Regions from separate parts of the Mus musculus genome. Here region 2 is linked to region 1. A link is a loop called in an ENCODE intact Hi-C map of the cell type or tissue named here. Cell type or tissue: gastrocnemius. All regions are shown on one strand. Links, peaks and the distances in the headings refer to the core of each region. The heading gives the core; the rest is flanking DNA.

The links. Peaks named below come from ENCODE experiments on the same cell type or tissue, not always from the same donor. Only the 100,000 strongest peaks of a DNase experiment are listed, where the experiment ranks them.
Region 2: it touches region 1 in a loop (2.8-fold over the local background); 2 of 42 quality-filtered maps call a loop at or near these places.

Annotation. Positions count from the first base shown.
Region 1 is chr12:71,009,366-71,021,806 of GRCm38, reverse strand. It overlaps Arid4a (AT rich interactive domain 4A (RBP1-like)), which reads right to left and starts at 5,840. Exons shown (of 24, transcript NM_001081195.1): 1 at 5,646-5,840; 2 at 4,659-4,716; 3 at 2,323-2,433. The coding sequence starts at 4,664. 3110056K07Rik (RIKEN cDNA 3110056K07 gene) reads left to right here and starts at 5,984. Exons shown (of 4, transcript NR_045055.1): 1 at 5,984-6,300; 2 at 7,300-7,351; 3 at 11,328-11,466. In gastrocnemius, for the core only: no CTCF peak of the experiment used is centred there; DNase peaks (open chromatin) are centred at 4,955, 5,058, 6,035, 6,433 and 1 more place; H3K4me3 peaks cover 5,394 bases; H3K27ac peaks cover 5,053 bases.
Region 2 is chr12:71,133,825-71,146,265 of GRCm38, reverse strand. Timm9 (translocase of inner mitochondrial membrane 9) reads left to right here and starts at 9,591. Exons shown (of 5, transcript NM_001286203.2): 1 at 9,591-9,711. It overlaps 2700049A03Rik (RIKEN cDNA 2700049A03 gene), which reads right to left and starts at 9,418. Exons shown (of 30, transcript NM_001163378.1): 1 at 8,228-9,418; 2 at 6,538-6,611; 3 at 5,332-5,401; 4 at 4,147-4,216. The coding sequence starts at 8,426. In gastrocnemius, for the core only: CTCF peaks have their summits at 6,764 (motif pointing left) and 9,190; DNase peaks (open chromatin) are centred at 8,862, 9,113, 9,663 and 9,823; H3K4me3 peaks cover 2,675 bases; H3K27ac peaks cover 2,110 bases.

The sequences.
Region 1 (12,441 bases), core at 1,569-9,568:
ACAGAGCTCTTGTGGTCCTTAAGCCCCCTGAGGCTGGCCCTGGGGCATATAACTTTAATCCCAGCACTCAGGAGGCAGACAGCCAGGTGGATATCTATGAGTTTAAGGTCAGCCTGGTCTACACAGAGTTCCAGGACAGCCAAAGCTACATAAAGAAACTTTGTCTCAAGAAAAAAGTCTTATGATACAACTAGAAGCAATTCAGTCATACCAAAGTATCCCCCTGGACGCTCTTGTCCCTTCAGTTCCACCACACATACAGGGAAAAAGCACAGCAGAGTAAGAAATGCTGGATAATGGGAGTGCATGAGAAGTCCTAAAATAATTATCATATTATTTTAAATAAACAACTAAGAGTCACAATATATATATGTATATTTTAAAGGTTAAAACTGTCAATGACTCTCAAATATTCAGCGGTCTACATTTCTACTTTACAAAGTTAAAAGGCTATATGAAATGAAGAAGATAAAAATGTCAAATGGCATCCTAACAAGCAAGTGTCACTAGCAGATTCATACTTGGGTCTACTGACTACTTGAGTCACAGTCTCTGAGACCAAGGCCTTCTAAATCTTGATTGTATTTGAAACTTTAGGCTTGTTAAATTAGTCCTAGAGGTTTTCACTCAGAATCTTTGCGATAGAGTCCTGAAAATGTTCACTTTGAGTAAGTTCTTCAGCTGGGCGAATGCTCCTGGTCTGGAAGGCACATCCTGAGCGCCAGTACACTAGCTCACTCACTAGCTCACTCACTAGCTCACTCGTCTGTCATTTATTCATCCACATTCCAGAGACTCTGTGTGACCACTAGACATGAAGCCCTCCTGTATGAATCAGGAATAGAAACAGAAACTCTGAGCTGTCCTCTCCTTTTCACAGTACTTAACTCTGGTAAGAAAACAGATATGGGGCTGGAGAGATGGCTCAGAGGTTAAGAACACTGGCTGTTCTTCAAGAGGTCCTGAGTTCAATTCCCAGCAACCACATGGTGGCTCACAACCATCTGTAATAAGATCTCTTGCCCTCTTCTGGTCTGTAGGTGTATACATGCAGGAGACTGCTACAAATATAATAAACAAATCTTAAATAAATAAATGAAATCAAATATGTACCTGAGTAGAGCATATCACAAACTGTAGAAACATGATTATAATAATACTAACAATCATACAATGACGAGCACAACACAGTGTGGAAGACTGTAGACAGTGTGTGCAGAGTTATCAAGGACTTTCACGAATCATCTTTTATGGCTTTACAATGTTAAGAATAGTTATATACATGAAGATGCTCTTGTACCTACATTAGCAGAGTATGCAGAACAGCAGACAGGGGCTAGCGATGTGGCTCACGTGGTAAAGGGTGTCTGACATGAACGAAGCTGAATCCTACCATCAATGCTGTAAAAACCAGCGTGCTGCCTCAGCCTATGATCCTAGCACTTGGGAATGGAAGCAAGAGGATCAAGTTCAAACTCATTCTCAGATGCTTAGTGAGGCTGAGACTGTGCTGGGCTACATGAGACCCCTATCTCAAAAAGAAAAAAAAAAAAAGATTTATAGGAAAACAATGTGTAAACAGATTTCTCAAAAGTTGCAGGTCTTTATCCACCCATCCTTTTCTGTATTTCCTAATTCTACTGGAAATGTATTTATTAACTTTAGCTTTCCCTGGTCTTAAAAATCAGCGCCTTGGCCAACCATAGAGGCTGACGCCTGTAATCCCAACACTCAGGAGGCAAAGGCAGGATGGTCACCAGAAATTGTCTAAAAAAAGTCAGACACACACACACACACACACACACACACACACGTGCACACACGCGCGTCAACTCCATGAATCATTTTTAATGTTATCTTGAAAACATAATTTTACTTCTTTGTTCTTCCTAATCACTGAAACTGTCATTATCTGATTAGGAAAGGGAGACACCAAATTATAGCCCAAGTACACTCCTACAAACAGGAATGATCCAAATAACACAAGCATCACACCTTGGTATCCTGAAATGAAGCCATCTGGAATCATTTCTCAGCTCGAGTTCTTTATTTTTCAGTTCTTAATACACTCTTTCAGTTTAGTATGCAATGATACTTGCCCCAGCACTGATTCAACAGAAAGCTGACAATGTTCAACCTTTCCCTCTGGGCTACCATGAACTGTAATCTTTTCAATGTACTGAGCCTGCTGCACAACAGGAGTGACTCTTGTCCCTACTCTGCCTTCTGTCACTCGAAGTACACCAAATAACCCGCTTTGTGTCCTCAGAGACAAACAGCCAGACAAGCCTGGGCTGTCTTACAAAGCCTTCGCGCATTTACCTTGACTTTCACCAGCCTTTTCACAGTCTTGATCTTTGCCTCACAGAAGGCCCCTCGGTACTTGGCACTGACATCAGTTCCCACTGTCAGGTAGGCAGGCTCATCTGCCGCCTGTGAAGAAAGAACAGAGATGCCAAACATCACTACTGGTCGCCTTTACCCGACCTCTAACAGCACCAAAAGGAACTACATCTAAAGTCACTAGAACATTGAAATTATTTGCTTAACAACAAATAATAATTTGCAAAATCCTCCTAAAGCAAACAACTTATTAACACTATTTCATTTTACGTACTCATTTCCTGATGACGGAAAAGTTGTAACTGGGAACTACCAGTAGGAAAAAAAGGGTTTTGTTTTTGTTTTTTGTTTTTTGTTTTTTGTTTTTTTTGAAGTACATGTTTTAAAAAATTCTACAGTTTAATATATAAGAGATAGAAAGAAATAAACAGAAGAAATGTATTTATAATGAATGTCTCATAAATTTTATTAGTTTGGGGCCCCCAGGTGATTCTATTTTCTAGGTTAAAGAGAAATACTGCTACAAAGTTAATATTAACAATACATAATTAAATGCTTAGTGAGACAGCTTAGGAAAGTAACATCTTCTTTTGTTTGCTTTGGGGTTTTGGGACAAGGTGCAGGCTGTCTCTGCCTCCTAAATACTGGGATTACAGGCCAGGGCCAGCAAGCCTGGCTAAGCCATTATCTTTTGATACAATGTATCTCTAGACACAAGAAACTAAGAAACCTCTTTCCAAAATTGCTTTGGCTGAAGGTTGCAAATGAAAGGTTTAAATCTAAGTTCAACAGATGAAAACTGATAGCTAAAGGCTGCAGCCTTTTCTAGTTTACAGCTTTGATCTCAGTATACTTAAAATAATTTTTATTTAGACATTAGTAGCTGGGCATGGTAGGAGGTGGAGGCAGAGGCAACAAGATCTCTTTAAATTCTATGCCAGCATGTTCTCTGTTACATAGAGATATCATGGAAAACAAAACAATTAAAAAAAGAAAGAAAGAAAGAAAGAAAGAAAGAAAGAAAAGAAAGAAAACACCCATTTACAGGAAATAGTCATGATCAGAATTATACATTGAAATATGTAAGAAACTTCCATTTATACATCATTTTAATCTTGAGAGTAACAGACAACTGCTATTTCAGTCTGTGATGTTACCTAATTCAAAAGCTGTATGTATCATGCAACCAATTCAACATTATATGTACAAAGATATCAATGTTAACTTTAAATATTTTAAGTAGGAAACAAATTTTCATTTTCCCAAGTTATATTAAAGGAAGTTGTGTCACTCCAAAATAAAAAAAAATATATAAGAGGAAGTTTGAGAATTTCAGAAAGTAATATACTTAAACCGAGTCAGGCAATGGTATAGCATGCTCATCCTGCCAGCACTTGGGCAGACGCAGGAGGACGTCAAGGGAGTTCAAGGTCAGCCTTGAGAGTCTACATCGTGAGTTCCAGGCTAGCCCGGGTAAAGTATACTGTTTCAAAATAACCGAAACAAAAACAACTATATATTTTCTATTTACACACACGCACACACACACCGAACACTAAGTACAACGTTAATCATGCACGTTTAAATGTCAGTCTACTTAAAAAGAATAAAAAATGAAGAGGAATACTTTTTGGTAAGTATCTGACCAGAAACAAACAAGAGCCACAGTATCCTACCGAATTCTGAGGAATGTTATGAAAGCTTTCTTTCCCTTCAAGCAGGCTGCCACTGATGTTTGTAAGATTAGGAAGCTTCAAAAGCTACACATAGAATCCACGTTTTAAGATATATATTATGAAGACTGAACTAATCAATCTAAATATTGTCATCACCTTAGTTTACTTTCTTTCCCCAAAAATATACAGAACTATCTCTCTTACTCAAGCTACATAACATGTCTTTTAGAAAATGGCATTGGTAGTGGAAAGGGGGAAGTATAGGTTTTAAAGAAAGCAAAAGCAAAGCAAAACAAAAAAACCTTGCAAAAACCAAAGCAGGACAAAAGCTTTTCTTCTTGAAAGGTGTTTTTGACACTGAAGTGTTTGAAAATCGAAAGACTGCACCGATCTTCTCAAAGTGCTAACTGCTAGAGAGTGTTGGACCGCCTGCATTTATACACACACACACACACACACATTCGAACACGCACACACACACACACACACCCCTCACCCATTCACATGTCATTTTCCTTAAAGTGCTTCTTAGTAAAGAAATCAATTCTAAGTAACAAAAAGCTGCCATTCCACAACTGCAGCCTCCGGACTGGCAGCGTCCGGGGCACAAGGCTAAGAAGAAGAGTTGGCTCCACTTACCTTCATCTTGACTGGTGACCTGTGGGGTTCCAGCTTCCTCGAGTTCTCTTCCCGGGCGCTAGAGCCAAAGCAGGGAAAAGAGAGGCAGAGGATCAGTCCAAGGCGGGGTGAGACCCGGAAAGAAAGTAAACAAATGCAGGCGGGGAGGGGCCGAGCTCCGCGGCCCCCGGGACAGACCCCCGTCGGGCAGCCAAAGCCTGGCGGGCAGTGAGCCCCACGCGCGCCAAAGGGCAGCGCGTCCCGCCCCTGCCCGGCCGGCCGGCCCACCGCGCCCCCGCCTCGTCGGCCACTCGCAGCCCCCTGCGCCCCGGCCTCCCGGGTCCGCGCCCCGCCGGGCCCCGACTCTAGCGCGCGCCCCGCCTCCGCCGCTCGGCCCCCTTGGCCCGCCCCGGCCCGGCCCGCGGCGGCGGCAACGGAGTGTCACGGCGCCATTGCTCTCCTGCCTCCGCTCTGCACCATGTCAGGAAGGAGAAGCGCTCCTTCACCCGGGGGGCAGGGGCGGCGGCCTGCGGCGGCGGCCGGCGCGGGGGGACCCGGCGGGGGAGGCGCGGGGCGGGGAGGCGGCAGGACAGGGTGTGGGAGGGGAGCGAGCCGCACCGCCGCAGCGGCCGTCTCCTCCCGCGCCCGCCTCAACTTTTTGTACAGCCCGGAGAGGCGCGGGCACCCCGATCTCCGCGGTCCAGCAGCGGGTCCTCGCCAAAGAAGCACAGCAGAGTTGGGGGCCGGTTCTCCCGGCAGCCCGCTCCTCCAAAGCAAACTTAGCGGCGCGGCCAGCCCCACAGCCATTTTCCCGGGGAGGCGGCGGAGGCGGTCGTGCCCGCAGTTGCCGCCGCGACTCCAGGACCCGATCGCTGCCCGGCGCCCCGGGCACAGCCCGCCCTGCATCCCCCTCTCAGCCTGCGGAGCTCCCAACTGCACCGGGACCCCATCGCGGCAGCAGCTGCTCCCGCCGCTTTGCCCATTCAGCGGCCCCCGCTGACTACCTACCTACTGCGGGTGCAGAGCGCTGTCAGCTCTCCAGTCTGCCGCCCCACTGATCGCCGTGGGTCCCCGTCCGGGCAGCACCGCTCCCGGCCGCAGCGGCAGTTCCTGCGCCGGGTTCCCCCACTCGCCCCGATTTACTGCCACAATCCACCAAATAACAAGCTGTTGAGCAGACTCGCTTCTACACGAACTCCTATTGGCTGCTCATGACGCCGAATAGCTTCGGATTGGAGCTCGCTGTCTGCCTTTCTCATTGGATGTAGCTGGGAAACTTCCATGATTGGTGCGGAAAACAGCAGGTAGGATAGCTTCCACTTCTGATTGGCTGTATCCGAACACGCACGTTATTGGAGGATAGAGGATTGAGTAAGAGAGCCCAAAAATTTGATTGGAGGAGCCGACTCCGGATGTGCTTGACTGAACACTGATTGGAGAACAAGGGGTCAGGAAGAGCAGTTCCGCACGAGGATTGGGCGGTGGCGTGTCCCATGGAAACGGAATCCAGAACTGCAGCCAGGGTTTTTCACGGGGGCGGAGCCGGCTCTTCCCCAGGCGCCTGCGCCTAACCGGTTCCCCGGCGCCATTTTGTCCCGGCAGCAGCAGCCCGCAGCTCTATCCCATTTTCTGTGTCTGGAGGGAAGGACGCGGACTCTCTCGGGTAGGTTTATTTCAGTGTGGCACCGGCTTACCCTTCCCTCCAGGACAACGCCTAGCGAAGGGTGGAGGAGTCACGGAGTCGTCCGAGAGGTCTGTCGGAGGCTCCCGGTGTCGGGTGGCCTCGGGGGTGGCGCAGCGCTGGGAGCACCGGAAGCGAGGGCGGCCATGGGAGCCGCTGTCCGCCGGCGGCGGAGCGTGGCTGGGGGGGCGTGGAGGAAGGGGGCGAGGTCGGGGGCGCACGTGTAGGTGAGTAAGCGGCCCTTTGCGCCCCTTCACTCGGGATGGCGGGATTTTACTGACACCCCCCCCCCTTCCTCCCGGCATAGCTCTGTCTCCCTTTGACATTGCATTTCGGAAGCTGGGTTGCGGTCTGCAGACACCAGGGGCCCAAGGTGGCAGCCACCTTGGTAAAAGACGGAGGAGGTGTGGTTTCTAGAAACGTCTTGCGTGGGGAAGAAGAGTTATTTCCTCCAACTGTGAAGCTTGGAGGAAACGTGGAAGCCCCGGCTTTCGGAATGCTGAGGAATGTGCCTGCCAGGACAGACGCTGCTGCCACTATGACCTTAGACAAGCGACTCTTGTCACTGCATGAGGCGAATACTATACTATTTTTTCGAAGAAAGTATTAATGCTTCAGGAAGGAACGACAGTTTCTTAGATGAAAGGGTTTTCTGGACCAGATAGACATGGATTCTGTCGTCAGCACATTGTCTTGTTAAATGACACAAAACTTAACAATTGGGCAACAGCTTATGCCCTAAATTAAAATGTGAAATGTTAACCCCAGTAAATTGCACAGTTGAGTACGTCTGAACTAACGCCATATCAACTAGTTAATATTTGTTGTTTTTGTTTTTTCAAAATTTGTTAAGATTGTGAAGTGTATTTTGGTAGTTTTACTAAGTCATGTCTATCTTTTTAAAATCTGCTTAGTTTTGGTGATGCACAAAACTAGAAAATGGTTGAGTAAACAGTTGAGGATTTTTGTTTGTTTTTCTAGAGTTGTGCTGAAGACAACAGACACCTCCATGACAACCCAAAGTATCACAGAGGTGAGTCCTGTGTCTTTTGAAATCTTGTGACTTGGGACAGGTGTGTGCTGAGATTTTCTGTAGACTAGAGCCAAATACTAGGCTACGTGACTGGTTGTTGAAGATGTTTTGTTAGTTCAAGCTTTCAAATGAGTCGGTTTAATTAGCTTCCTGATGTTATACCCTAGAGAAAGCCACAGATAAAAAGCATCCCTAATATTCAAGCTCACCCATTCTGGGCTCCTCCTTTCTGGACTCTGGTTTTTGGAGACAGGATTTTGGTAGTCCAAGCTCATGACCTTGAACTGCCGTCCCTGCTTCAGCTCCACAGCACACCATGCCCACCCAGCTTTGATTCTTAGACTTTTTAACACTCAGTGTCTTAAGTCAGAATCTTAACATTTTCTTGATTTTGTTCACCACTCTGATTTAAAAGTCTCTTGAGAAAGGTCTGATTAGTGAGTATTTAGGCAGGAAGAATTTTGGCTTTCTGTTGTAGTTTTATTTTTTAAGAAAATTAGCCAGGCAGTAGTGGCGCACACCTTTAATTCTAGCACTTGGGAAGCAAAGGCAGGTAAATTTTTGAGTTTGAGGCCAGCCTGATCTATAGAGTGAGTTCCAGAACAGCCAGGGCTACACAGAGAAACCCTATCTGGAAAAAAACAAAAACCAAAAAAAAAAAAAAAAGAAAGAAAGAAAGAAAAAAGAAAATTATATGTATACTGCTGATTCTCCCTGGTGGTAATCGCCCACATATCATTCCACTATCAAGTTTTATATATATGCCAGTGTGCATTTGAAAAGTAATGAAAAATAAAAATCTCTTACAGTCTCTCCACCAAAATAGATAATAAAGTTTATTCTGTGTTCATGGGATTGAGACTGTGTTTTTAAGTGACTTTTCTTCTAAAGATACAGATGTGAGAAAAAATGCAGATGTGAGAAAAAATGCAGATGTGTTCATTTTGTTACCTTTTTTTTTTTTCCTGAGAAAAACATTAGGGCCCTCAGAAGTAGTTTCTAAAGCACATTCCATGGCTATCTGGGATAGATGAATCATGATTTAAGCTTTGGTTTGCTGCAAATGAATGCAGACCCTTGGGCAGCATGACAGGCAGGTGACCTCCAGTGAACTACTACTCTTAGCCCCATCCATCTTAATTCTAGAGAGCTTTCCTATTTGTTTTTCTGTGATTTTACAAAATGCTATGCCTAAAAACTAACATCCGTGGCTAACATTTTGAGGCTTCTTGGTTTTATTTGACATCCCTGGCTCTTGTTTGGAATAGATTTTCAGAAGAGAGAATGAAAAAGCCTTCTGCAGTTGTGTGTGCCGTGTGTATGTATTTGTTCTTGTGTATGTATGTGTACAGATGGAGTTGCTTCTTCCTCCTCCTGTTCCCTAGGCTGGCCCAGAACTCAAGGCGCTAAGTCTCCTACCTCGGCTTCCCATCTAGTGAGGCCTGCAGGTCTTAGCCCTTCTGCACATGGCAGAACTGTCAAATCTTCAAGCTATACATATTGGAAACTTAGTAGTTTCTCAAAAGATTTTATTTTGTATTTTGGCAGTTGAGGCATTACTACATTGCAACATTTTGCTACACAGAAAGTGACATTTCAGGTTACTAAAAACAAGTCCTTGGAGTCTTCTTTAAAGCCTCCCATGAGTAGATCCCAGCAGGACTTTGCTAGCCTTATAGGACAATTTACATAAAATTGTCACCCTACTGCTTTGATAATCATTTGGCTCTTCTCTAGTTTGAGACTGTTTGCAAAAGGCAAACTATTTTGAATCACTCTTAATCATTTTGTACTTTGTATGTGTATAAACATGAATTATATGTGTATTTGTATATAAAGTAAATGAAATAATAAGATAATGTACTACATCTAACAGCAATTCTTTTCTGAAAATGTTTAAACATCTTATCTTGGTCTTCCAATTTTTAATATTACAATTTATCTGATTTTTAATTGTTAATAGTATATAGATTTTAGGCTAAGGATATGGCTTAGTGGGTATAAGTCTTGCTGACCCATAATGAGGCCCTTAGTTCGACTCCCCACTATGCATATACAAAGCTGGATGCAAGGCATGCCTGTACCTCCATTCCTTGGTGAGCAGAGGCAGAAGGCTCCCTTGGACCTCATTGGCCACCCGGTGTGACCTGTCAATGAGCTTAATAGTATTAGGGAAACATGTTCTAAAAAAGAATGGCAAGTGATACAGGAAGACACATGACATCATCCGTCTCTGGGCTTCAGTGCCCTGTGTGCTCACATGTGCTCACTGTACACATAATAAGAAGATTGAGAAAACCCAAGAATAGATCAGAGGGGCCTGGTAATGCAAACCTATCATCCAGCACTTTGGAGGTAATATGGCTTACAGAGGCCACCAGAACTAATGGTTTGGTTTTAGTTGTCATCATTGAGCTAGTTACAATAGGTTCTGTAACAATCACACTTTATTGTACTCTCTCTAAGAAAGATCAGAAGAAAGGAAATCTCTTTGTCCTTGTCCCTCACATTAACAGGAAGCCAATGTAGATAAGGAGAGTCCCGATGTGGAATGCTAGGTTATAAGTGGTAGACCAGAAATTAGAGGATCTTTTAAATCGGTTATTTTGCCTTCTGCTCATTCTCCCACAGGAATTCTTACGTCTGCAGAGAGAAGTTAATATCTTAAAGTAGATATTTTTAGCACATAAACAATAAAAAGTTTAAAACCTATATAGAAAAGATTTCTGAATGATTGTAAAGAATAAGATTTGTTCAATTAGTAACAGACCCAGCAGAGATTATAATGTCATATACTAATGCCGAAATTACCTCATGGGTAATCAGTAAAGATTGGCAAAGACTGTATATTAGTTTTTTTTGATAGAAATTAATAACAAATACCTCAAAAAGCAAGCAACTTCAGATTATAAAAAGAACTAATTGGATCCTTCTGAGTACAGTAAGAGGAACACCAGTTTCTAAACCCCCTACCTTTTATCTAGATGCCAGTAAGTTAGGAATGGTGGATTATAAGTCAGGAGATGGAAGTAAAGATATCAAAACTATACGCAACTCTCATGGCTCTATTAGATTTTCCAGAATCACTTAACATAGTCACTTACTGTCAATACTTGTTTAGTATATATAAACTGCTGAACTTAATCCAGATGATTCAGAGTTAACTTTGTTTTTTATACAACTACAACAGGTGATTGGAAACAGACTGTCCATTATATATAATCCATGCTCAGTCTCATATGGGTTTGCCAGGACCGTTGGCACCAAGAAATCTGTAGACTAGTTATTAATAGGAAATGTATTAGAAACTTCAGGTTTTTATAAAAGGCATTATATAAGTAGTAGAAGTTTAAAGAAAAACTTTTCTGTAACCTGGTGACAAGCCAAGGAAATTAGAAATAATTGTCCTGCTTGTTCTTTGTGTAATCAAGCTCCATTGCCTGCTGGGAGTAACCCCAAAGGTACCTAAGGAAATGAAATTTGACAGGAATTTCATTTTATAGAGTTTGAAAAATACTTTTTCAGGATTTTAATGGGCCTCTGCCTTAAGTTCTAAAAAGGCTGATTTTGTAATTACATATTTATTAGAAGTGATGGCTATCTTAGGGATACCTTCATGGACTAAAACTGATAATGCTCCATAATATGTATCCAATAAAATCTAGCATAAAACATGTTACAGGCATACCTTTACATCCTGTAGGTCAAGCAGTTATGGAAAGACCTAACTTCACTTTAAAGATGTTTATAAAATAGAACGGGGGACATGAGATCACCCAAAGATAGATTATAATGCTTTATTAATTTCATTTGTTTTTAATGTCAATGAGATAGGTAGCACAGCTGCTGAAAACCACTAGATTTTAGATAGGACTTGAATAAAATCAGTCTATGTACTTTAAGGCTGTGCTAATCTCAGAATGGAAGTCAGAAAAGCTGTTGCATTGCATAAAAGGCTATACTTTTATTTCTACAGGAAATGAAAAGCTGTGGACTCATTCAAAGTTAATTAAGATTAGGTATGACCATGGAAGACTTGTGTATGACCATGGAAGACTTCTAGAGAATCTTGACTGGTGATGTGGAAAAAGAGACCCAGAAGAACAAAAAAACAGGTGACTGTAATGCTGGTCCCCCTGTGCAGGAACAGCTCAGGAGACTGTCGGAGACATGAGTGTCCTTGTAGAAGCCAGCAGTCTTGTTGGCTGTCAGGTCCTCAGGACTTAGTATTATTACATGTCATCCTTTCATGTGGCATGAATGAGGATTTATAAAGCCCTATTACGGTTTGGTTATGCAGTCCAAACAGACTTACAAAGATTTACAGATTAATTTTACTGCTCAAGCATAGAGCAGAGACTCCTCATTAGCTAATTTGTGCATACTACACTTTCCGTACACGTGTTACTGCAAAAATGTCCCTACAGTGTTACCAGAGCTGGGGCAGGAAGTAAGGGTGGAATTCCTGAGCTCACTGACACTGATGCTGAAGGAAGCAGGAGGTGGGCGGAGCTGGCAGTGGTGAGAGCCACGTGGATACATGGGATGGTGGAGGAGTCAGGAAAAGTTAGTAGCTAGCTGAGACTGTCCTAGCAAAAGACCAACAGCTTTATTTTCTTCAAAATTTAATAATAAACTGTAGAAATAAACTATTTTGAAAGAGTAGTTCATAGATTCCATTGAGAATGTAATTAATTGACCTGTTTAGTATTTTTTATTGAAAAAATAAATTGAGATTCTTTTTTTTTTTTTAAAGCTTGTTTTCTCCTTTGGGGGGGGGGGGGCCTGTTTCGAGACAGGGTTTCTCTGTGTAGCCCTGGCTGTCCTGGAACTCACTCTGTAGACCAGGCTGGCCTCAAACTCAGAAATCCACCTGCTTCTGCCTCCCGAGTTCTGGGATTAAAGGCGTGCGCCACCACGCCGGGCTTGTTTTCTCCCTTTTTAAACATTCTTTCAGGGGCCAGTGCGCATGTGGGTGAAGCTGAAAGGACAGCTGTGGGAGGGTTGCTTCTCTCCATCCACAGTGTAGGCTAGGTCATCAGCCTAGCAGTGGGTACCCTTCCTACATCATCTCATCCCTGGGCCCGCCC
Region 2 (12,441 bases), core at 2,297-10,296, 120 kb before region 1:
AGGAGGAAGTTTAAGGAGAATAAACCCACACACAAGGCTGATGGAAATGACAGAGACAATCCTGTACTTGACAACGGAGGCAAAGATCAATGGAACAGCCAGCAACAAACAGGGGGATGCAGGGGAACCGCGGATGCAGGGGACCCGAGGATGCAGGGGACCCATGGATGCAGGGGACCCGTGGATGCAGGGCACCAGAGGATGCAGGGCACCCGAGGGTGCAGGGGAACTCTTATTCCCTTAGCTGGAATGCAAACTGTTGCACCATTATGAAAATCAGTGTGGAAAATTCTGGAAAAGCTAAATACATAAATCTACCATAGGACCCAGCTAATCCACCCCTTGGTATATGGCCAAAGGACTCAATACCCTACTCCACAGCCATGTCATTACTGTTCCAGTCACAATATGGAAACAACCTAAATGTCCTACAGCTGAAGAATGGATACTGAGAATGTGGTCCATACACATATACATTATGGAATACTATTTAGTGCTCAAGAAAAAAGAAATCATGAATTTTTCAGGTAAACAGAAATAGAAAAGAAGCATACTGAGTGAGGCACCTCAGGCCCAGCAGGACAGACAAACGTCGCATGCTCTGTAATTGGAGGCTCCTAGCTCTAAACCTTCAGATGTGAACACATAGCTCGTAGTAAGTACAGAAACGAGGGACAATGGGACCACTGCTCTAGTAGGTGGTTTGGGGAGCACGAAGAGAGGAACAGCAGCGTACACGTGATCTGATGAGGGGAGGGGGAAGGGTCCAACCCAGAAGCTGGGACTGGAACAGGGGGAGAGCAGAGGACAGGCGATCGGATGGGCAGTGGAAAAGGAAGCTCCGCATCACGGGAAGGGAGGAGGGTGGATACGGAAGAAGGTGCACGGAGCACGGAGACACCAGATCTGTGCGGGAACCTGAGAGGAGAGGTGGGGCTCCTGAGGGAGGGGGGAGGGAGTAAAACAACAACACGGACTCCTGAAAATGGCACAAGGAATTAAATAACTGGAATGCAGGCAATTCAGAGTATAAATATATAGTTTTAATGACTTCCTTTACCTGGGCTGACAACACTCTCTCTAAAAACCAAAGACCACCTGACAAAACCCCATGCCAGACATGAGAAGCCGTCTTTTCAATGGTTGGCCAGGGCTGTCTAAGACTTCTGAAAGGCACAGCAACTTCAGAAACGGCCCAGAGACAGAGCTGACCTGACCTGAATGTCCCCTCCCTGAGGACTGGCTTCCATGGTACCTGAAGGTGCCTTGCTGGCTTCCAAAAGAGACAGAAAACCAACACTCCTATCCACCTTTGACACCATGAACTACATCAACAACCAGCAGGGCAAGCTAACCCCCAGGTGCAGAGGTGGCACATATATCCTGCTAGTAACCAACTGCTCTCTCAGAAGACTTAAGACTTGCTCAACAAAAGAGGTACTAGAAATCTAACTAGCCAGTGCTAGTGAAATCATGGTCACTAGAGGAGAATCTACAACCACTAATTTACTAAACCAGCACAAACCCTAACAAGAATCTATAAACACTTGTCCTTACACCCACAAACGAGGACCCCGCATCAAGAAAACTTCTCTTCCCAGCAGATGGAGAACACTACAGAAAACCACAACCCATCAAAGGGCAGAGTCCTCATGACTCATGACCACCACAAAGCCCTTACCTAAGGCTCAGGGAACACCGAGGAAGAGGGGGCAGAGAGACTCTAAGAGCCAGATGATCTGGGACTTTACTGTGAGGTTGTGTCTCCTAGTAACATCACAAGCCACACCCACCAAGTCTCACCAACATGACTGCCCAGATGTGAGCAGAAGAAAAACACCAATGAACATGGCAAACTGGATGAGGAAAGCCCACAAGGTCTCAGGCCTACACAGAGAACCACAGGCAACCGAGGGAAGGAAGCTGGGAGTGAGAGAGGGGGCCTTCCCTGGGAAGATATGACCAACCAGTCAGCCCTGGAGCATACATAACAAGTAACACTAAATGGACTCAACAGGCTTCATCTGGGGATCTATATGCACATGCAAATACACTATGCATCCAGTAACAACTGATGAAAAAGAAGCATACAATATGAAGGAGAAGGCTGGGGAGGTGGCTCAGCGGTTAAGAGCACTGACTGCTCTTCCAGAGGTCCTGAGTTCAATTCCCAGCAACCACATGGTGGCTCAGAACCATCTGTAATGGGATCTGATGCCCTCTTCTGGTGTGTCTGAAGACAGCTACAGTGTGCTCACATACATAAAATTAAGTAAACATCTAAAAATAAAAAAGAATTTGAAGGAAAGTGAGGAGGGGCATATGGGAGGACTTGATGGGAAGAAAGGAAAGAGAAAAACATTGCAATCAAAATACAATCTCAAAAATAAACAGAAAAAAAAACTAACATCAATGATGCATACTGTTTTTCCCAGATATGCTAAGATACACTTGACAAATTTAAAGTATAATGGGCAGTATATAATGTGATGTTTTGATACATGTATACAATGTGAAATAGCACAATCAAGCTAATGAATATCTCCATTACCTTACACAACTATTCTATGGTAAGAACATTTTAAGCTACTCTATCAGTAATTAGTATCTCCTATACTTGTCAGGCTACATAAAAAGTTCTACTACGTAGTCATCCTGACTGAAACTGGACTCTCTGGTAATTATCTCCCCATTTCCCATTATACCAGCCTGTGGCTACCACCAATCTACCCTGTGCCTGTGCTGCACATAACTGATCTAGCTCACACGATAATTCCCTTTCTCTGCTGGCTTACTTATTTAATGAGCACCAAACACACCATTAGGCAGTGCGCCTCACACGAGTACAGCAAGATGGGATAATAGCTCTGTGCTACATGCTAGCATGCCCAAGGCCTTGAGTTCATTCCCCCTTACCACAAAACAAGAACAAAGCAAACAGACAGATATCTGGCTTCAGTTTTTTAAAAGAGCTAGTCCATTGCACTCTCAATTTAGACCAAAACAAACTGGCGAAATCAACCAAAACATAGGAATTACTAAGTGAGTTCAAGCGCTGTAGGCAGGGACCTGCCACGGGCAGCCCTGAGTTCCCTCACATCAGGCCCGAGGGCAGCACAGTGAATGTGCTGGCACTTACTTCTCTCTGATGCCTCCTCGTAGCTAAGAGAGGAACTGTTCTCTGAGCACCTCAAACATATCAAGTCACTTTGGTTTCTCCATCTCGGACCTCGTCATACCCAACTGAGTCACCAAGTTTTCTCAATTACTTCATCATAATTACATGACAACGGCCACAGATAGAATTGGGAAGGTAGAGAATCTTATTACGGCCTTCCATCCTTATTTTTAATTTTACATAATGAGACTGAAGTCTGGAGGTATTAGGGTTTACTTGACCAAAGCCAGCGATTTAGTAGGGGGCGGAGTCCAACTCCCACAGGCTTTCCCATGAGACTCCTGCTTTCTCAGATGAGACTGCCTCCCACCACACAATGCCATTCTTCTGGCTGCCCAACTTTATAATATATAGCTATTGCCTCTGCCAAACACCATCTATGTGGAGTCACAAAGCTCTTCTTGTTGAAGACACAAATAAGCATTGGGCCCACAGCTAATGTCAAGCTTTTCTTTCTGAACTCCCAACCTTCTACCGAAGTCACTACTTTCCTCCCTGGATGCAATACAGTTGATGCCTTTTCAACAAGCCTGTCTCTATAGTACTTGCTGATCTCTCCCGTTATTAACTCCTTTTGAGTTGCAGCAGAGCCACGCTGAATAAGTAGGCACCCCACGGTTTACGTGTCTGGATGATCCACCAAATGCAATGCTCTTCCTGTTCCAGCTCCAGTTACTTTGCCGTCTGTGCACACTGTCAGATACGGGGGCTGTGCTAACAATTAGAGTGAACAAGACAGCAGGGCAGAGGGCAGGTAGAGCCTGCATTAAGCTACATTCACACTCCTAGACTGTGCATGCTGCCACTGAGCTACATCCACAGCCCTACAAGTCGCTGTGGTCAGTTTTAAAACATTGCTGTGTTCTTCTTAATCGCTGTGTATGGATTATCTAACATATGCTAACATACAGCTTCCTTCTAATTTAAGGTAGCATACCACTATAAGTGTGTTTGTAAATGAAACTTACTTTTGCTTTAAAACAGTTCTCAGAGCATCTTTCTGTCCCATGGTGTACTGAGAAATAAAGATGTCATTTGCTGAAAAATTAAAACACAAAAATATATTTAGATTCTGAAGAACAAAGAGAGCCAAGACTGAGGGCTAGCGATGTAGCTCAGTGGCAGAGCGCCTGCTCAGAATGTATGGGATCCTAGGTTCGATCCCTGATACTTTGTAAACAAAAAAAAAAAAAAATGAACTTTAATTTTCGATCTGCAGCTCATGTCTAGCACTCAGCATACAGAGGCACAAAGTTCCCTGCACCATTGAGGCTAGCCTGGTCTACTCTAGCAAGTTCTAGATCAGCCAGGGCCAACACAATAAAATAAAGAGCCCAAACCAAACCTTTGCAATGAGTTTGTAATAGCAAAATAGGCTTCTCCTGTGTAAATCCTTTTATAGATTTTAGATTCTACTGGTAACCTAATTTGAAAAGAAAACCAAAAATTAAAATAATAGGAGCTCAGGATACAGACAATAGATTTGCCTGGCATGCAGAAGGCCCTGGATTTGATGCCAAGCACAAAATAAATACTACTAAGCTATTGAATGAATAAACCAGTTCTGGACTGGAAAGATGGTTCAGCAGTTAAGAGCACAGCTGCTTTTAAAGAGAACTTGCATTCAATTCCCAGCACCCATATGGTGACTAACAACCCTCTATAACTTCAGTCCCAAGTGATCTGACTGCCTCCTCTGGCCTTTTTGGGCACTGCAAGAGTGCTGTGTATAGACAGACAGGCAGGCAAAACACCTATCCACACAAAATAATAAATTACCCTAAATTTTTAAAAAAGCCAATTCTATCCTTACAAAGAAAATACTGACACATACTACAATGTGGATAAGCTTAAGCACATTATGTAAAGTAAAACAGTCACAAAGGTTAACACTGTATAATGCCACTGACATAGGTACCTGAGCTGGTCAAAGTCACAGGGGCAAGAGTGAGGAGTGAGGGCACAGAGCCCAGTGGGGGGATCTTAACGTCTAGAGGTGAATGATAGTAACCCTGGCTCGATGTCACTGAATGTTATCAAGGTCAATGTCACAGAACTGTGCATTCAAAACTAATGAAATAAAGTATTTTCTGTACATTTTAACTCAGCTTTATCAAGCGGATTATTAAGCGGAGTCAACTGTATTAATTTACCTTTTGGTGCGTTGTTCTCTTCTGTTTTATTCAAAGGTAACTGCCGAACTACAGCATCTTTAGAAAAATCCTTTGGGCATAAAAGAGTAAGATTGAATGAGCTTAAATTAGCACTAGCAGAGTGACATTCATAGCCTTTTGAGCACTGAGACCCGGGAAGGCAGGTCTGCACACTTTACTTACGTCATTCCCAACACTACACCTTCCATAGCTGCTCTGAAGCACACGAGGATTTCTCAGTGAATGAGCAACGTGCAGTCAGAATAGTGAGACGTAACAAAGTGAACACACACACAGAAGTGGAACAAGAAACTGATTCAAATCCACACTTGACCGTCTACACTGCAACCTAAGCACGGCTTTCTTAGTCACTGAGGTCACGCGCTGCCTTACAAGGCTGTGCTGTGTGGGTCACATCTACTGCTCCGGTTTCCGGCTCTCGAGTGTGAGCCTAGAACCCATCTCTGGGGCTCCGCGCTGAGACGGACCCCATGCTGCTCTTCCCCTTCCTTTTTTCCACTAAACATAAAAGGCTGGGGAGACGCTCAGCAGTTACGCTCGCCTCACCAGCACTCGGATCCCCAGAACCAAAGTCAATGCTAGGAGGGTGTGGCAGCCTGCCTGGAACTGCAGCCCTGAGAGGAAGGCTGAGGCAGGAGAGCCCAAGGGCAGGTGGTCAGTTAGACTAAGACACCCTGACTGAATGAAATAAGGTGGAAGGGCAATGGAAGATGCTTCCTGACAGCAAGCTCAAGCCATGACATGTACACATGCCCCTTACCTCTCCATACACAAACATGAACACACATACACATACCGTGTACACAAATGAAAATGGAAAAAAAAAATTTTTTTCTTAATGTTAAGGTGATGATGGGTGTTAATTTACAAACAAAAACAAGATTAACAATTCAACAGATGCTTGTATGTCCCACACTCTTCAAGTCATAATCTATAAAACACTGCTGGAGCTGGTAGGATGGTTCAACAGATGAAGAAACCAGCTGCCAAGCTTGAAGATTCAAACTTGACTGCTGGGACTCACGTAATAGGAGAGAATACATTCTTGAAGGTTGTCTTCTGACCTTCAGATACAAAAATGGCCCCCCATTCTTACTTGTACACAGCAAAGGTTAAAAACGTGATAAAAATGAACAAAGATCAAAACGTTCCCTGTCATACGTGACTTGGAATTCTTTTACTTACACTTTTCTTGGACGCAGGAGGACTTTCTAACAGAGGCTGGTGATACAGTCTTGCAGAAGTTAAATCCAAGGAGCCTAAGAAAGCAAAAGAGTCACTGAGAGTGGGCTGGAGAGATGGCTCAGCAGTTAAGAGCACAGACTGCTGCTCTTCCAGAGGTCCTGAGTTCAATTCCCAGCAACCACATGGTGGCTCACAGCCATCTGTAATGGGATCTGGTGCCCTCTTCTGGTGAGTCTGAAGATAGCAACAGTATACTTATGCATTAAATAAATAAATCTTAAAAAAAAAAAAAAAAAAAAAAAGAGTCCCTGAGAGCTGGGTTGTGATTCTTCCCAGGGACCCAACCAAGGCTCTTTTCACAGTAAGCTCTAGCATTGAGCCACGGGTCCAATCTGAGCAGCTTTTAAATCAAAACCTGACCCTTAGCAACTGTGTAGCCATGATACAAGAACTGAGAATCTCTGTATTAATGTAAAAACCAAATGTGAAGTCACTTTCCTGTAAGAGAAATTAGATATATTTAAATACATTCTAATGAAAGACTTTATAGCTCATTATTTAACAAAATAAGGCTGAGTTAAAACAGGTAAGGTAAGCAGGTGAGATCTAAAATGTTTTAACAGCAGCCATGGTGTGGAAGGTCTTTAACTGGAATGCTTAAAAGCAGAGATAGAGGAAATTCTCTGAGTTTGAGGCTAGCCCAGTCTACAGAGTGAGTTTTAGGCCAAGCAGAGCTTCACAATGTGATCCTCTCTCAGTAAAATAAAATGAGATGTCTTTTTTAAAAAACATTTTCAGGGACTGGAGAGATGGCAGAGCAAGATAAAAGTGCTTGCTGATCTTGCAAAGGACTGGAGATTGGAATCTCCTGTAGACGGCTCCCAATCACCTGTTAAGTCTAGCTCTAGGTAGATTTAGCTACTCTGGCTGCCATGGGCACCTGAACTCGTTTCCAGACACCTACACATAGACACACAATTGAAAGTGGTATTTTTGAAAACCCTAAAAGATATTTTATCCAATGCAGAAAAAAAAAAAAATATGAGACTTACCAGAACAAACCTTGTATATAGCCAGGCATGGTAATGCATGCCTTAATCCCAGAATTCAAGAGGCAGATTTCTGTGAGATCAAGGCCAATCAGGACAAGGGAAAACTTGTCTCAAAACCAAAAAACACTAGATTGATATAAAACTCTGATTTAACAGACAGCCTATGCCTTTAATCCCAGCACTCGGGAGGCAGAGGTGCACAAGAGGAAATAGTCAAGTCTCTCTCATTCTACATGCTGAATCCTATTTCCCCAGGGAACCAAGTTACTTTTCAAACATCTTTACAAACCAGACTTGTATCTTACATTTTTGAATGTAAACACTGACTCCTTTAAATTTGGGGGAATGCACAACTCAAAATAGTGATAAAGACTAATGACTTATAAAAAAAGGAAACTGGCTGGGCAGTGGTGGCGCACGCCTTTAATCCCAGCACTTGGGAGGCAGAGGCAGGTGGATTTCTGAGTTCGAGGACAGCCTAGTCTACAGAGTGAGTTCCAGGACAGCCAGAGCTGCACAGAGAAACCCTGTCTCGGAAGAGAGAGAGAGAGAGAGAGGGAGAGAGAGAGAGAGAGAGAGAGAGAGAGAGAGAGAAAACGTAAACTGGGTGGGAAACTGAAACATTTGGAATCACATACCACATAACGTTCCATTAGAACTAGTCCTCGTTTCAACAGCAAGACGTTTATTTGCAGCCAGGGCTGGAGGAACACGGGGCAGCTCATCTTCCACCACAGCCAATTTATTCCCTTGGTTTGGAGAAACAATCTCTCGCAGTTTCCTCGCTGGCATTTTAAGCCTTTGCCCCCTTTCCAGGCTAAACTCAACGTTTTTCATCTGGTTAGTCACAAATCAAGTCCCGCCGTTCTTAACAGAGGGAATTCTAGCTTCTCAAAACTTAAGGACGCAGTTTCTCCTTGAGTACCAGGAAAAGAAGTAATGGTGGAAGTGAATTTGAAAAACACCTGAGTTCCAAAAATAATTATGAAGCAGTCATTAACTTAGAAAGTCTATAGGCAAAATATCCATAAAGCTGTAAATTTCGATTTTGACATTTAATCCAGGGCTAAATACGACAAAAACAAAAAACAAAACAAAACAAAAAGTCTTGATCCCACTGAGTCTGTTAATGCATCGAAGAAATAAATTTCAAAGGAATTATGCCAAGAGCAAAAGAGAAGCCACGGGAACCGTAATAAAAACGCACTCCTCCAAACCCAGAGCTGCAGCTGAAAACCCCAACAGACGTGGAGGCGGGGTTAGGATTTGTTAAGGAGACCCAGACGAGCAGGCAACGTTAAAATCGTGTTTTTTAAAACACCACCCTCATAAGAGCTTAGTAGATTTCTTTCTACGAGTCAGGACGCAATTTCGGACACCTCAACTTAGTCTTCAGAGTCTCCACAGAGTCCGGCACACACGCCGTCTTGATTTTGATAGAATAACAGCTTCGGTTGTTCGCGGGTCAATACCGTCTTCCCCGAAAACCCGCCCTTGAGCGTCAGCACGCATGCGCGCAAAGATCCAACCCCCCCCCCCCCGACCGGAACGGGAGTGCTCTGGTGCTCTTCCATTCGTGTCCGGGTGGAAACAAACTCCCAACATAAAAGACTGCCAGGAGATGTGACTTTTTTTTTTTAAAGGCAGAATATCGCCTTTATGTTTGGACACAGTACTAAGTATTCCTAGAGGAATGGCGAATTCTCGATTAGCCCATAAACACTTTTGTTTATCAAGGGTTATTTACACTGTAGGAACTGCAGACCGTTAGAAACCTAGTAGGTTAAGCATATTAGGCTTTCTAGAAATTTCGACAGATTCCGTTGCCGTGGAAAAGGAAGTGAAAAGTACAGAGAGCACTGACGAACAGATAATCACAAAAGTTAATTCTTAGATGATTTTTAGAATTTGCTTGGGCACTTGCTTTTCTTCCTACATTTTCCCACGTGGTAACGAATCTGCGTCTAAGGGTCTGAAGCCATGCTTGACATCACTGCCCCCACGTGTTCTCAGCTTTCCGCGGCGCGGCGCTCGCTCTGTACTGACCCTCCGAGCTCACACGCTACCTGCCCCGCAGCTCTTCAGCCCGGTCCCGGTGTCAGAGGCGAGATCCTGTGGCTAAGTATGGTCCCTTTCCTCTGCTTTCATAATCCCGGGTTCGCGGCCAGTGGGGTGACAGCCTTCACTCGGGAAAGGGAGCGGGCAGGTACCCCGGAGGGAGACGCCGCGTGCACGCGGGTCGTGGGGCTGCGCAACCGGCAGCGCGGCGCAGCGGGAGGCCAGCCGTGTCCCGGAGGCCTTGTCACCCCGAGGGTGGGGACCCTAGGCCCCGAGACACCGCCCACCCGGGACTGGATCGCTTGGGGGCACGCTTTGAGATTACAAGGTAGCCAGCCACTCGATGACCTTGAGCTGTCAGACAGGAGCCCCTTTACTGAAAATCTAGACTTCCTCGGCTCTTACCCTGTCTGCACACTATGCCTTATGTCATTAGGTACAAGGGCTCGCACCCTTCCCAGGTCTCATATTGGAGAACGCACTGCTTAGAGCTTTCCCATTACGCCTTGCTAGAAGCTTTTAAAATGTATTTTTTTAAAGTATAATAGATTAATCATTTTTCTACCTATTACATTTTCTCTTGTTGTAGATTTATCTGTTGGTTCATGATTTGTTGTATAAGTGTATTAAAAGACCGAATGGCAATGTCAGAGCTGCAAGAGACCTTAGGGATGAATTAACTTCTGTAATTTCTATATAAAAGTTAGATATGAAAAAAAATGACCTTTCCCCTCTAATTTCAAAACGCTGAGCAACTGCAACAGCAATCAGTAAAGTGACCTGAGTAAATAATTTGTAACGAATGTCAGACCTGGGACTCCACCCCCCAAGTAGCGTGGTTCTCATCTTCCTTGAGGCTAGACTTTGAATCGGGAAACAATAGGAATTCATTTTCAAGTGCTTTTAGCTATGATTAACACTGAGTTAATTAAGAGTTGCCTGTAATGCTGGGTGTAGTGGCAGCCTTTAGGCCTAGCTACAAAGAGCTCCAAGACAGCTGGGGCTACATAGAGAAACCCTGTCGAAAGAGATAGAGAGAGAGAGAAAGAAAGAGAGAAAGACAAAAAAAAAAAAAAAAAAACAACCTTGTCTGTTCATCCCACAACCTAACTAAACCTGCAAATAATCTAAAGGATCATGTGAAAAATAATAAGATAATAAAATAAAAAAATTTCTATTAAGTATTTGAACTCTCAAAATAAACACTGACTTATAGCCTCTGAACAAAAAATAGTTTAGGGGATTATTATTCTTTTTGTCAACATTTTTTTAACTATGTTTCTCCCCCCCACCTCATTTTCACATCAAGTTCCCCTCACCCTTCCCTAAATACATCTGTAGATACACTTTGTTTCACTGAAGCATTTGTAAATAAGTTTCAGACATCATGAGCTTGAGCCCTAATTGTTGCAGCCTGTGCCTCCTAAAGGGCATTACAGTCTGCAAAGATTATCACACTTAGATGACATTTAGATTTTCTTAATTATCTAAAAATTGCCTTTATTGTTACGAGAGTGGCCAGCTGCCTTATGTCATTAAAAGGCCAGGTCCCACAGCTGGAAGTGGTCTGTCTGTCTCTCTTTCCCTCCCTTCCCTCCTCCTCTGCTGAGAGCCTGGAACTCAGAGATCTGAATGCCTCTCCCAGGTGCTGGGATTAAAGGTATGAGCCACCACACGTGCTTGTATGCATGTGTGTATATGTATCATGTGACTGCCTGGTGCTTGACGAGGCCAGAGAGGAGTTGCAGACCCTTGCTTGGAACTGCTCCTGCCAGCTGTGAGCTGTGTATACTGGGAACCTAACTTGCTGCAAGAGCAATGAGTACTCTTTTGTTGTTTTGCTTGTTTGAGGGGTACTTGGTTGGTTTATTTATTGAGGCAGGGATTCTCTGTGCAGTTCTGCCTGTCTTGAGCTAGCTCGGCTGTAGATCAGACTGGCCTCAAACTGAGAGATCTGCCTGCCTCTCCCTCCAGAGTGTTGGGATGAAAGGTGTGCGCTAACTGCCTGGCTACGAGTACTCTTACCACTGAGCATCTCTCTAGCTCCTCATCTTATTTTTGAAAACTAGTCTAGTTTTCTTAGCTATTCTACACTATGGGTTTTCCTAATTATTCCTTCATGACCAGAAAAAGAGCCAATATTTTTAGACCAGAATGCCACTAAAGTAATGGTGTGTGCCCTAGAGCGTCGCAGCGGGGAATTTTTCCTAGTGGTAGCATTGGACCTTGTGTGATGCTAGATTGACCCATTTAATTATGGTGGTAACTGTCTATGTTAACAATGAGAGGAACAGATTCTTCATAAATAACCTAGAGAGGTGCTTGAAGACGGTGGTATCTCTTGTTTCCTAGCATATCCCTATAGTTCTATCCATTGAAAGGCTTTGACAAAACCTCAAGGTTTCGAATCACATTACCAGTTATGCAGGGACTAAGAACAATTGTAGTACCTAACAATATTAGAAGAATCACTTCTTATAAATTGAATTTAAGTCTTACTAGTATTTAGTTTCAGAGTTGGTACAAATAGACGTATTATTTAGAAAGAAACAGATATTAATCCTCTCCCTACCACACCCTTACTAATTACTTTTCTTTTTGTTTGTTTGTTTTCTATGTAGTCCTGTCTGTAGACCAGTCTGGCCTCAAACTCAGAGATATGTCTGTCTCTGCCTCCAGAGTGCTAAAGTCCAGAGTACTTTAGTCCTGAGGACTCAAGGTATGCACCACCATGACTGGTTTGTTAATTACTCTTTGATATTAAATTTCTGGAAATTGTGAGATGATGAAACAA